Linked DNA regions of Mus musculus: all the other regions are linked to region 1. A link is a contact called in ENCODE Hi-C or POLR2A ChIA-PET data. All regions are on one chromosome and are shown on one strand. Each heading gives the region's core, a stretch centred on a gene start or an enhancer-like site at or near the end of the contact. The rest is flanking DNA. Distances are from core to core; before and after follow the strand shown.

Region 1 (4,149 bases), core at 924-3,423:
AAATCAGTTAATCTAGCCTGCCTGTGCTTGTTTCCTTCTCTATAAAATGACCATACTAATACTTTCCTCTAGAGTTGTAAGGATTAATGAGAACATAAAGCTCTAATCACAATACATGTATATGAATAGTAATTATTAAACCTATAGAAAGACCCAGAGGAAAATATGGGAATGGAATATATTCAGTAGGGTTTTTTCTCCCTTGTTGGACTCAAGAGTTTCATGTATTCCGGGTGGAAATCAGACTCCCTATGGAGCCAAAAGTAGCTTTGAACTTGGTACTCCTGCCGCCACCTTCCAAGTGCTGGGATTATGAGCATAAAACCCGAACCCAAGTTTGTAAAATATAATCTACCAACGGAGCCACAGCCTCAGCTCTCCAGTAAAGAACTCTCGTTATTCAGAAAGAGTTCTGTGAGCTGCAGCACCTCTGAGAAATATGGCAGATGAGGCAAAGGTAGGGGCTGCATTTATCCCGTTGTTTGCTATCGCTATATAAATAGCACTCTGCCTTCTAAGCTTTTCATGCTCACAAAAATAATCTTGGCAGGTGGATATTATAGTTACCATTTTATTCATGAGACAATAGGTTTAGGGAGGTAGAACGATTTGTCTGATGTCATCATGTGGAATGTAGTGGTTCCAAGATTCCTCCCATACATAAGCCTGAATTTTTTGGATCCACTGCTATGGGAGTCCAAGGGGAGGTAACAGAGCCTTCTTTTAAAAGCTTTACCCAAACCTGGGCCTGATGGCGCAACAGTGTAGCCCTAGTTACTAGGCAGGCAGGACAACTTAGTGGAAACCCTGTCCCAAAAAGTGATAGGGTATAGAGTAGCTTCAGTGTTACGAGTGCACCTGCCAAGCGTGTGCGACTCCCAACGTCCAATAATCAGTATCGCCAAAACAAAACAAAAACACTCGCCAAGCTGCTATGTCGGTGGGCTGCTTGCTTGGACTGGGTGAAGCACTAGGTTCCACTCCGAACACTGCAAAAAGTGAAAATAAAACAGAAATTTAAAAACCCTTGTCATTTGAAACGGCTGCGGTCGCGGTGGGCGGCGGCGGCGCGGGGCCAGGGTAGAGAGCGCGCCAGGTGGCACACTGGGCCTGCAGATGGATCCAGCAAAAACCTGAGCCAGCGCAGGTGGGTGAGTGTCAAGGCAATTCGTCTCCCTGGCGACTCCGCCCCTTTTCCCACCTCCAAGGGGCGGGGCAGCAAAGCGCGGGAAAGCTCAACGGGAACAGTAATGCCAGCTCCCGTCAGGGGCGGAGAAAAGGGAGCTCTCTTAAATGGGAAATAGATCTGGGCTCCCTCCTTCTCTCGCGTAAGAAGCCTATCAGCATACTACCTTAAGCTCTCCTTGGTTGTGGCCCAGGCCACGCCAGCACTTCCCAACGTCACCTCCCCCACTTCCGGTCGCAGCGTGTCCCAGGTCTCAGGTCTCGGTGGTTCCGGTTTCTTTTACACTCGGAATCCCAAAGTCTGTCCAGCTCTCCCGCAGAGGGAGGGGCCGTGCGTGGTGCGTACGCCCAGAGGCAGGCGGACGCCAGAACCGCATCCATCCGGATTATAAAGCAGTTTAGACTGCGAGGAACCCCAGGCAATGGTCACCCCGATGACGTAATGTTTGGGGGTGGCACCTCATTTTGTGACCCCCAGCACCGCATCCGTTCGAGCGCGGCTTAGCCTGAGGAAACGGCACGAACACTTAAAACACCCAGGTTCCACACGGAGCCGACGAGGTTCCCCTAGACGCGCCGCCATACAGCTAGAGTTCCTAAGTTTGTAGATGTGAGGCACAGTGTCCAGCTTCGAGCGACCAATGGAGAGAGGATGGCTACGCTTCTGAGCTAGCTAGTCACCCCTCGCAACCCAAAGCGAAGACTAAGGCTGGCTTCTTGCTAAGCGACAGCGGCGGCGGCCAATGGCTTTCGGGCTGCTCAGACAGGGCAGGTGGACTCCGGAGCAGCCAATGGGGAGAACCTTCTCCACAGGGCCCAGGCCCTTTGTCCAATAGTGATGAGAAGACTATGAGGGGCCAGTTCCGAGCGGGGTATGGAGGGCCAATCCCATACGGGACTGGGTGGGGCTCACAGTTGAATGACAGGTCCATTAGCCAATGGCGAGTATGAAAGCGGGCAGCCCGGACTAGGAGCACGGAGGGAGCTGAGGGAGAGGGGAGGCCGAAGCGGAGAGAAGCAGGAAGTAGCGGCGGCCGCGGGGAGGGCGGCGGCGGCGGTAGCGGCGGTGGCGGCTGGAACCGGGAGGAGGCCGTAGGGTCTCAGCCCGCACCAGGATCGGAACAAGTAAGCACGCTCGCGGCAAATACCCGCCCCTGGCTCCGCCCCCCGGGGGGGCGGGTAAATACCCCTGCCCCTCCCCCACTTGGTCAACTACCCCCTTCTCCGTGCCGCCGCCCCCTGGGGCGGCTGCTGGCCTGGCCGGGTCGCCGCCTTCTTCTTCGAGGACCACCGGTGGGAACTCCAGTTTGCTGGAAGCACGGCCCCCTAGCCTGGTAACGTGGGAGGGGGTTCCTGGACCCCTAAGTCCTGGCGCTCTTAGACTGAGAGGCAGTCAGAGTGCGGCCGGGGGACTCGAGGCTGCGGGATGTCGCGACCTAAAATGGTGTCCGTGCCGGGCGGTGGGGGCGGGGGAATTGGGCCCAGCAGGAGAGGAGCCTGCATCCCGACCGGGTGCTGGTCAGCGTCCGGACCCAGGCAGGACTCAGGCTAGCGCCTCGATCCTGGCGAGCTCCTTGCAGTCACTCGGGTCTGGGGAGAGCCTCTGGGGGTCAGAGACAGGGCAAGCTGCCCGGCGCGCAGAGATGAAGGGGACCAGGTTCGAGTCTGGACTGACCTGGCTGCAGAGCTTAGAATCACGCAGGGACCGCCCCCTCTTGTGTCTCCACTCCCCTCGCGCCACTCCCCACTGCCGGGGAGTCCTGGCCCCCAATGTGCAGCGCCGCAGATCCTAAGGGCCTGGCCTCACCGAGGCCCTCCCTTGAGTTCTTAGCCGGTGAAAGTGAAAGAAGCACCACTCGCCTCAGTTTACCCTTTAGTTTTTAAATGTACTTCTTGTCCCCTACCCGAAACCCCGGACTTACTTTCCGCGCCAGTCCCTGGCAGATGGCAGGGACTTAAATGCCGCCCGCTGCCCAGCTTGGCCGCAACCTAATCGCCCCTGGCCGTGCTCTGGCCCCTTCCTTTTGCTCTGCGCTGTAGGCCTTGGGCAAAGGGCAATGGAGCCCCCACCCTACCGGTGTCTGTTCACCCTTTTCTTGTTAAGCCCCCTTTGCTTTTGAAGAACAGAGGGGGAAAGTAGGTAGGGAGATGGCAGCTCCACAGGCCTGGCGGCTGAGTGGAGGATCTTCATTGGCCTTAAGCCTCTGTGTTTGGCCCACTGTCTGCTCCAGGTGGCTATCGGATGACCTCCAAGTCACTTGCACGCCAGAGGGAGGTGGTTGGGAGAGGTAGGTTCGCAGGTGTTTTCTTAGTCCCCATTGGTTTGTACTCCACCGACCCACCCTGCTGGGAGCTTGAGTGGGAAGGTAGCCCAGGCTTCCCGACCCGGGAGAGCTGAATTGAAGAGGGACCTAGCGATTCATCTGGGTTAAAACTAAGGGCTTTGTTCAAACCCAGAATGTGCAGAATTAAATAGAGGGGTAATGTACAAGGAGGACTACCCTTTCTTCCTCTAGTTGGTACCCTTGTCCCCCACCCCCACCTTGGTCCGGGCAATGCCAGCCGCCACCTGCTGGGACTATCTCCAGTTACAGTCTGAAGGCTGGAAAGAGGTGAGAGAATTGGCCCTGGGAAATGGCTTGCATCCTGGGCAGGGAATGTATAAAGGGGAGCGAATTTGTCCCTATGTTGAGTCTTCCTAGATACAGAATTACTTATGGTTAAGAACAGATAGAGGATAGAGTTTGGGTCTCCTACAGTCTCTGAGCTGGCCTCCTTGTTGCTTTAGTGACACATAAGTCTTTTGGGAATACCCCTCCCCAATCCTCCCTGGGCCAGATTAAGGTTGGGGGAGACTTCTAGGCTACTGTTACCCAAGAAGGTGGAGTTTGAGTTGGAGGGTAGACTGTGTGAGGAGCTTAGAGCAGAAATGTCAGTGGAAAGGAGGAGCTTTCTCCCAGTGTG
Region 2 (4,168 bases), core at 435-2,934, 41 kb after region 1:
TTTACACTGTCTTATGTTCCTTTTCCCAATCAGCCCCAACCCCAGACACACACACACAAACACAACTTCACCTTAGGTCCAAATGCTTATGAAACTAACCAACAGTAGTCCACTAAGCTTCAGTCAGGAAAATAATGGTTCCTCTTAGGTCTAGACAGGAGTAGGAGATTCTGTGATCTAACAGAAATCCTAAAGTAATCTAAAGCAAAATTTCTCACAACTTCATTCAGTTTCCATGCTCAGTTTCTGAGCATCTTTCCTAGTGGTTGCTCTTAAACACTCAACAAAATGTAATCTGATTGATAGACTTCTTTAAAAGTTGCTTCATCCTTCAGAAACACACATCTGTCCAGAAAAGCTTGAGACAACTGTGGCTCCCCATCCTCTCACATCTTCTTAGTTCAAGCTTTAGCTGATCTGAAATCATATGTGGAGATAAAAGGCATGATAGAGAACACTTAAAGACCACAGGGAAAACAGAGCCGAGGGAGACAAACATCAGCCGAATCCTGGAGAGAATGTCAAAAGTTGGAAATCCCTGGAGAGAATGTCAAAAGTTGGAAATCACTATCTGTAGGGGTGTTCACGGCAGAGCTTTCTCCTACGGGAAGCCCTCCAGAGGGCTGGAGATTGAGAAAGGGGAAAGAGAAGCCAAAGACAGCTTCAGGTATCATCAGGCACCCTAGAGAGGGGTTGAGGACTAAGGTCAAAGTGGATGGTATCTGGGTATGATGACAGTAGTCTGAGATCCTTTAAGGAGAAGGGAATAGGCAATTCTTGGAAGTCAGGAGCTGGGGGAGTGGGTCATGGTGAGGTCATGGAATTGGAAGCAGAAGAGAGGGATACAATCTGTAGCTGAGGGAAATGAGAACTCTGTGCTGAGATTGCACAGACTCGGAAGAGTGGGGCAAAATAGGAAAAGGGATAAAGGCGGAGTCCATGGAAGAGGCTTGTGAGCAGAAACACAAACGGCGAGGAAGGCAAACATGGATGATATTGTAGAAGGGGTCAAATGTGGAAAAGGTTCACGACTTAGGAAGATAGTTACGGAACAGAGGCAACAGAGGTACGAAGTGTGTGTCCTGCTGGTGGGGAGGTGGAATCCACGGGGCAGAGGGAGGGGCTAAACTGAAGAGGAAGCCAGAAAGCAGAGAAGACTACCCCGGGCCCGAGAGGAAAGGGTGAAGGACCTCGGGGTGCAGCTGCCACCAGGGGGGCAGTTTTGTAGTCGAACCCAGGTCGCGGTAGGCTGGGCGGGACAGGGTGGCAGAAGGACCCCCCCACACACACACACAGGCAAAGGCGACTCACGGGGGAGGAGCCGCTTACCTCCGGGGAACCCTCGCGGAGGGGGTGCAGGCGGTCGGGGTCGGACTGCCGACACCGCCGCCTCAGCAGCAGCGGCCGCTCCCGGGTTCCATTGGCCGCCTGCGCTTCCCTGACAGCGGCCGCGGCGGCTGCTCCAGGCCCCGGCTGCGGGGCTGCCCGCGGCGCCGCCTGAAGGGGCCTTCACGCAACTTCAAGTTGGACCGGACCCCACTAGCAGGACACAAAATAACAATTCCTTGGCGGGTTCCGATGTAAGAGTCCCCTGGGCCCGAGCCTTTCTTCCGGGAGATTGCTTTCCTGCTTCCCGGTGTCAGGACACTACTGATGCCATCGTAATCTGAGTCGAGTGAGCTGCCCGACTCACGCCTGTTCAGAAAGGAAAAGGGGGCGGGGAAGAGCTTTTGGAAGCTAGGGAGGGGGGGCAGGGAGGAGGGGCTTACGGGGGAAGGCGGGCCCTGTGTTTGAGGGCGGGCCTAAGAGACAGGCTTTACTAAGGAAGCCGAGAGGGAAGTAGCGTGGGTAAGATCAGTGGAGGGACGTGGAGGTACCGATATTTTATGTACTTCCAAAAGTGTATGAACATGCAAATTATATATAAACTATTCATTTGCGTAAACCACTGAGTTACCGTAACTGCCACCAGTGGCTTTTTTCTCCCTCTCCTATCCTACGGGATTTCTTTCGTAAGTCAGCCGGTAGGACCCATGCAGGAGGGCCAGAAAACAGACAAGAAAGAGAAGGGACGAAAAAAGGAGTACAATCACCTTCATTTCCCTCTTCCTACTCATCTTTAAGGATGATGCCATGAGTTTGCCCCTATAGCTTCAGGAATGGCCCAGTCCAACCGCCTCAATCTTTCACTGTTTCGCACCATCACTCTGGGACAAGGTGCTGCTTCCAAGGTCACCCCAGCTGCCAAAGCCTTAACAGAGGCTGGACAAGCCAGCTTAGGAAAAGTGAGTGAAATGACAAAAGTTTGGCTTATTCCTTTTCCGAAGGCTACAAAATCATGTGAGACAGGCCTCATAGACCCCTCCCCCCCCCCCCACAATCACTGTCCCAACGCTTTTCCTGGGACTTTTCTTAGTATCTTAGGCCCCTTGTAAGGGTAGGTTTGTTTGACAGGGTTTCTCTGTGTAGCCCTGGCTGTCCTGGAACTCACTGTGTAGACCAGGCTGGCCTTGAACTTAGAAATCTGTCGACCTCTGCTTCCCAAGTGCTACGCCTAAAGACGTGTGCCACCACTGCAGGCGGGTAGGTTCTTAATATTCTACGGGTTGAGCCTAGCTCTTGGGTGACATCTTCATTGCACTTATAAGCTGATTTGAGATCTTTGTTTCCTTTTTTTTTCTTTCCCTTTCTTCTCTAGCTTCCTTCCTATCCTCTTTCCCTTTTTAGAGACAGTCTATTTTTCCCAGGCTGCTTGTGATATTCCTTGGCTCAAGCCACTGGCCTGTGGAACATGTGGGAATATATCCACATGCCCCCAAGCTGGACTAACCCTCAACTTCTGTATAATAATATTGACAATATTATTATAGCACTACATTAACAACAGTAGTATCTGATGTAATAACATTTTCTAAGGTTTGGGGGAGGGGATCAAGAAAGTATGGGTTATAGTACTACATGTCTGTTATTGAAACAGACAAATGGTGAGTGAACCATGCCCCTGCTTCCGTATTTAACTGGGAGGCAGATAAAAAGCTAAAGCTGAAGACAAAGGGCTGAGAATTTGGCTCAGTGGTTTAGTACTGTTGCTCTTGCAGAGGACCCCGGTTCACTCCCAGGGGGTCCAATGCCATCTTCTGACCTCTGTGGGTACTGGATACATACATACACGACAGAAAAACATTCATAGAGGTAAGATTGAGATTTTACTTTTTAAATTTATTTTGAAGCTACAGCTTGAAATGCCTGCATAAAATCTGCAGCAGGCACAGAAGTAGAACAAATGGAGTTCTTGTTTGCTGGAGGCAAGGGGCAGACCCTTGTTAAATCTGCACAGAAGGCCTGGCTGCATAGTATATGGTGGACAGTGGAAGACTTTTTGTGAATATTGCAAGGCAGAACCTAGTATACAGTGGGATAAAAGGGAAAGAACATTCTGAGAGGGAAGAAGACAATGTGTGCTGAATAATAGAAATGGGAATCTTTTCCGATCATCAGGACAGGGCAAACAGATAAACTAGGCTGGGGGTGAGGGGCAGTGATGGAAGATAAGCAAAGAAGAGCGACAGGGTGCCAAAGAGAGTTTCACTCTGTCCCTGTGGGTCTCGGCTAGGTGATCCCCATTCCACTTGATAGGACCCACAGTTCTTGGCTAGCTTCCAACCAGCTGTATCAAGAGGTGGTGACCTTGTGGTAGCCTAGAGTTTAAAATGTTACAGGTTCCTCCAAGACCTGGGATTCCATGGTGCTGCAAAAGTAGGCTTTGTTTATTTGGAGACAAGATATCTCTCTACATTGCCCTGGCTGTCCTGGAACCCACTATGTAGACCAGGCTGGCCTCAAACTCAAGAGATTCTACTGTCTCTGCCTCCCAAGTGTTGGGATTAAAGGCATGCGCCACCAAAGCCCAGCCAATGGTAATTCTTTTTTTCTTTTTTTCTTTTTTTTTAAGATTTATTTATTTATTATATCTAAGTACACTGTAGCTGTCTTCAGACACTCCAGAAGAGGGCATCAGGTCTCATTACGGGTGGTTGTGAGCCACCATGTGGTTGCTGGGATTTGAACTTCGGACCTTCGGAAGAGCAGTCGGGTGCTCTTACCCACTGAGCCATCTCACCAGCCCGCCAATGGTAATTCTTAATCACATGAGGCCATTCCCTCATTT
Region 3 (4,202 bases), core at 1,154-3,653, 61 kb after region 1:
CAGGCGAGGCTCTCGCAGTACTTTCTGAGTGAGCAGAAGGGAGAGTGACAAGGTATTCAGAGAGGGCAACTGGTGGATTCAAGGGGCACACTCCAGCAAGGTGTGCCTTCTGTACGCACCGATAGGCATCATAGACGCTCTGCTTTGGCAGGCAGGTATCCATGTGCTCTTCCAGGTGGTTGCGGATCCACCTATAGGCATACATATACTCCTCATTGCTGAGCAGACTTGGCTCTGAGCTGTAAGACAAGCCAAAGGGGCAAGCATGGCTTTGATGGTGCCAGATCGAATCAGTTTGTCCCAGATCCACCTTTCCCTGATAAATCGAGCCAAAGGCCTCACTTCTTGATAAAGGTTCTGAGCTATGCATCTCCTACTTCTTCTTTATAACTTTTTTAAAAAGATTCTCATTTGTTATGAGTGTTGTGCCTGCATATGTGCATGTGCACGACACGGAGGTCAGAGAGTGGTGTCGGATTTCCAGAAACTGAGAGTTATGGATGGTTGTGAGCCACCATGTGGGTACTGGGAACACAACCCGGGTCCTCTGCCAAGGGCAGCCAGTGTGCTTAACCCCTGAGCCATCCCTCCAGCCTCCTCGTCCTCATCTCCTACTTTTTGACTCAATACAGTGAGACTCAAAATCAGAACCTGTGACATATAAACACTACCACCAAAGTACCTCTTCTCGCCAACGCTGGGCCCCGATGGGAGCTGAAGGTAGAGGTACAGCTTGTCGTTGTCCGAGAATTTCTGTACTTCTTGCTGAGGCAGAAGGGAACAGAGGTGGAGAAATGAAGCCACGGGTCCAGTGAATGATCTTCTGAGCTCGACCATACCAGCTGACTCGATGTCAGGTTGTCAGAATGAAAGGGGACCTAAGAAATGACTTGAGGTTGGGTGCTCACTGTGCTGGCAACCTTATGGGCTTGTCATGGAGAGAACGGGAGAAAGGGCAAGGGGCTGGGTCTGATTTCATCTCCTACATAGGTCACAGAAGGATAAAGTATGATCCTCACACGTGGACAGCACCGCCTCTCCCCCATGAACCTTTATTCTCTCACATCAACATCACCCTTACCCTTCAGCGATGGCACCTGTATTGTCCCTTCCCAGCATGCTTACCAGAATTCCCTCTACTTTGTTCTGCACGGCCTTGCTGTGGAGAAGAAGAGAAAGCTGGAGGTCACAAGGTTTCCCCATCCCTTTGTCTGACTGCTAGAGACAGAAAAAGGACCAAACAGCTACGGACCACAGACCTCAGCCTGCCTGCTCTGAAACACTTGCCTGAGGAAGGAGTGCAGGGCAACAAGGATCTACAGCTGGGTCTGGAACAGGGTTTGGAGACAGAGACAATTACTTACGAAATGGTACCTCGGAGCCTTTGGAGGAGGGTGGTAGGTTCTCCAGCGTCAGCACCACCTTGGGGCCTTGCCCCAGTCTTGGGGCTCTTAGCATCAGGTTTATCTTCTGCCATCCCAGCATGAGGGCTACAGCTGAGAGAGGAGATCGCTGAGGATTTAACTACTACCAAGCTTCCTTTCTCCTAGAGACCCCAAGGCAGTCCTCCTGTCTCTACCCAGAAATACAAACAGAAGCAAAGCTTCCTCCAGTGGTTTTCCACACCACTTGCCTTCTCTAAAATTAGAATTATTCTGTTACTTTATCAGGCCCTTGTATACCCAAAGAGATCTCTGACATCTCCATTCTATATGTCCCACCTTTTGAAGTCTCCCAAATCTGGAAAACTGTTATGGGAAGGGATAGGGGTGGAGAAGTCCACGTTAAAAGAAATCTTACAATTTCTCCCAGTGCTGCAACACCTCCAGCCCCCCCCCCCCCAAGCCCCTCCAGCCGCCCCCCCTCAACACCTATAACGACAAGTCAAAGTTCTCCGATCCTCTAATAGACTCCTCGCCATTGATTTTGCCTGGAAGGTCGGAAGGGATACAAACATACTCGGCCTTTCCAGGTTTGAAAAAAACTGGGCCCAAGTTCTCATTACTGAGTCTCGCCACGGCTTCCCCCGCTGCCCCCCTCGCCGCGGCGCGGACCCTACGTCATCCCACGACATCCCACTCCGAAGCGTCCCCACTCCCCTCGGGCCCCTCCACCCCAACCCCAGGTGCTGGGCTAGGTCTCCGAACTCAGGGGGCTGGGCGCAGGAAACCCTGCGGGGAACAGGGTCCCAGATTCGGGCACGTGCGCAGGGGCAAGGAGCTGGTCCTGCTAGCTCCGGAGTGCTGTTGCCCCTCCTACCTCGGAACCGTCGCCTTCCAGCACGGACATTAGATAGGTGAGAGAGAAAGAGAAACTACCCTGTGGCTACCTCAGCTCCTGCCCAGCCCCACGGTGCCCAGCCGGCGGGCTCGTGCGTTGCTTTTATTTTTCCTTTTTCTGAATGGTTATGCCAGCCGCGATCTGCCTGGATACACGCACGGCCTGCTCTGTGATTGGCCGTTGCTGCCTCCAAGACGAAGGCAGTGAAAGTCTGCCTGGTAACAGAATATGATTGGTCGAGAGGGGAGGGAAAATCCAAAGTTAGTCTTATTTGAGTCAAGAGGGGGAAGTCCAGGTTGGTTTCGGTTAAAACTGGGGTCGGTTAGGTCTGCGGGCCCGGAAAGGGTTCTGTTCTTAAAGGGACCGCAGGATGAAAGCCCGGGCGCTTGGCTGCTTCTGGAGCATCTGGTCTTTTGCTTTCTGATCCTGTGCGTTGTAAAATCAGCGAGAAGAGGATAAGGGATCGACCGCGGGCTTTACTTGGGAAGATTTACGTAGATGCCGTCTAGGATCCAAGAACCACAGACAGGAGTTACAGGGTAGGAAAGTGATTGGCTAGTTGTAGCTGGGGAATAAGATGAGTTAAAAATGTAAGAAGGTTTGATTAAAAAAAAGCCAAACAACTCTATTACTGGGGCGTCGATAAGGACGTGGAAAGCACGAATCTATAAAAGCAAGTTACTTTGGTTGTGAGAACCAAATTTCTTAGGTTTCAGGAACTCTGTTTAAACAAAATTGGGGAGCTTTACAAAATGGAATGGCCACAGATAGCTACCATGTTTGATTGTTGCCTTTGGTTGTCAGAGCTGTCCGAAATAATCAGTAGGTGATATTTTTAAATTTTTGCTAGAAAATGATGTCTACTGATGGAAATTCGTTATAAAGTCCTGTAACTTTAATAAAATAAAATAACACAAGTTGAACCATTCGTCCTTCCCTCTTTGCTTACCCATCCCTGTGGCCAACAGCCTCTAGGATTGCAGGCTTCCCCTCATTCCACAAAGAATCTGCAAATCCTTAGCAGCTGTACCACATTAAGAGAAAATGTTTTTTTCTCTGTTGTTAGCCGTGGTATCGCCATTTTATAAAGTGCCTCCGTTCTAGTTAAGCCAAAGCTAATGCCAACTCATTTTCCAGATTTCTCCTCACCCTACCCCTCCTACCTGGGTAAACCACAGGAGATGTTTATTGGTTGCCTGACCCTGTCTGTCTCGCTACCCATAGCAACTGCTGACACAAAAGGAAATGGTATGGTCCTTCCACTTTAGACACTTGGCCCCACCCCCTCTGCAGGTATGCTCTAGAATAAAGCCTGTCTGTTGAGCCTCTAGTCCTCCTCTGTATTTTCTCCTTGCCCACCTTTGCCTATTCATGTTTCCGTTTCCTGGGTGTACTTCATCTCCTTCCTAGGGGGCACACTCCTGGAGTTCCCTGCTTGGTGGTGAACACTGGAATTTTGGTCAAGTAGAGGAAAAAAGAATTTAGTACTGTGATAACTTTTCCCTTCAGGTGCTTAACCCTCTTTGTTAAGATTTGTTGAAATCGTGATGAAAAATGCACGGGCAAGCTTTTGTACCTCTCTCAAGTGTTCGTGGTCCCCGGGTCAACAGTCTTGTCACAGCAGAGATGTGACACCCAAGTCATATTTCCAGTTCTGACTGGTGTGCTTCTGTAAAGGAGGGGGGAAGATGGAGGTGCTCGTGGTCTGTCCCCACACCCGGACTGAGACCCCCATTTCCCCTACCGTGAGAAGTGGACATGAATCTTTCCTTTGGAAGAGGTAATGAGTTCAAACAAGTTCTCTTTAAAGGAATCTGTAAAGAAAGATGCCATTGGACAGACCCCCTCCAGTCAGTCTTTTCCTAGAGATAATCTGCTCAAGGTTGCTCTCTGAGTTGAAGTCATTTCCTGTGCTAAAAGTC

What was found. A loop is a pair of places that touch in the nucleus more often than their neighbours do. ChIA-PET counts read pairs that join two places held with the same protein, here RNA polymerase II (POLR2A).
Region 2: a loop to region 1 is called in a map of heart, with 2.3 times the contacts of the local background. The contact joins the promoter of Pi4kb here to the promoter of Zfp687 in region 1. A Hi-C loop is called at or near these places in 1 of 37 maps with a recorded cell type or tissue (heart). POLR2A ChIA-PET finds 5 or more read pairs at or near these places in 4 of 5 experiments (Patski and embryonic stem cell).
Region 3: a loop to region 1 is called in a map of CH12.LX, with 2.0 times the contacts of the local background. The contact joins the promoter of Rfx5 here to the promoter of Zfp687 in region 1. A Hi-C loop is called at or near these places in 2 of 37 maps with a recorded cell type or tissue (CH12.LX and mature B cell). POLR2A ChIA-PET finds 5 or more read pairs at or near these places in 4 of 5 experiments (Patski and embryonic stem cell).

The regions. Positions count from the first base shown.
Region 1 is chr3:95,013,481-95,017,629 of GRCm38, reverse strand. Zfp687 (zinc finger protein 687) reads left to right here and starts at 2,173. Exons shown (of 9, transcript NM_001357863.1): 1 at 2,173-2,310. It overlaps 4930481B07Rik (a long non-coding RNA gene), which reads right to left and starts at 2,101. Exons shown (of 2, transcript XR_003954670.1): 1 at 1,353-2,101; 2 at 1-989.
Region 2 is chr3:94,972,247-94,976,414 of GRCm38, reverse strand. Pi4kb (phosphatidylinositol 4-kinase beta) reads right to left here and starts at 1,684. Exons shown (of 11, transcript NM_175356.3): 1 at 1,330-1,684. It overlaps B230398E01Rik (a long non-coding RNA gene), which reads left to right. Exons shown (of 4, transcript XR_003954666.1): 2 at 1-1,066.
Region 3 is chr3:94,952,309-94,956,510 of GRCm38, reverse strand. It overlaps Rfx5 (regulatory factor X, 5 (influences HLA class II expression)), which reads right to left and starts at 2,403. Exons shown (of 10, transcript NM_017395.3): 1 at 2,260-2,403; 2 at 1,365-1,496; 3 at 1,126-1,159; 4 at 683-765; 5 at 120-239; 6 at 1-24. The coding sequence starts at 1,477.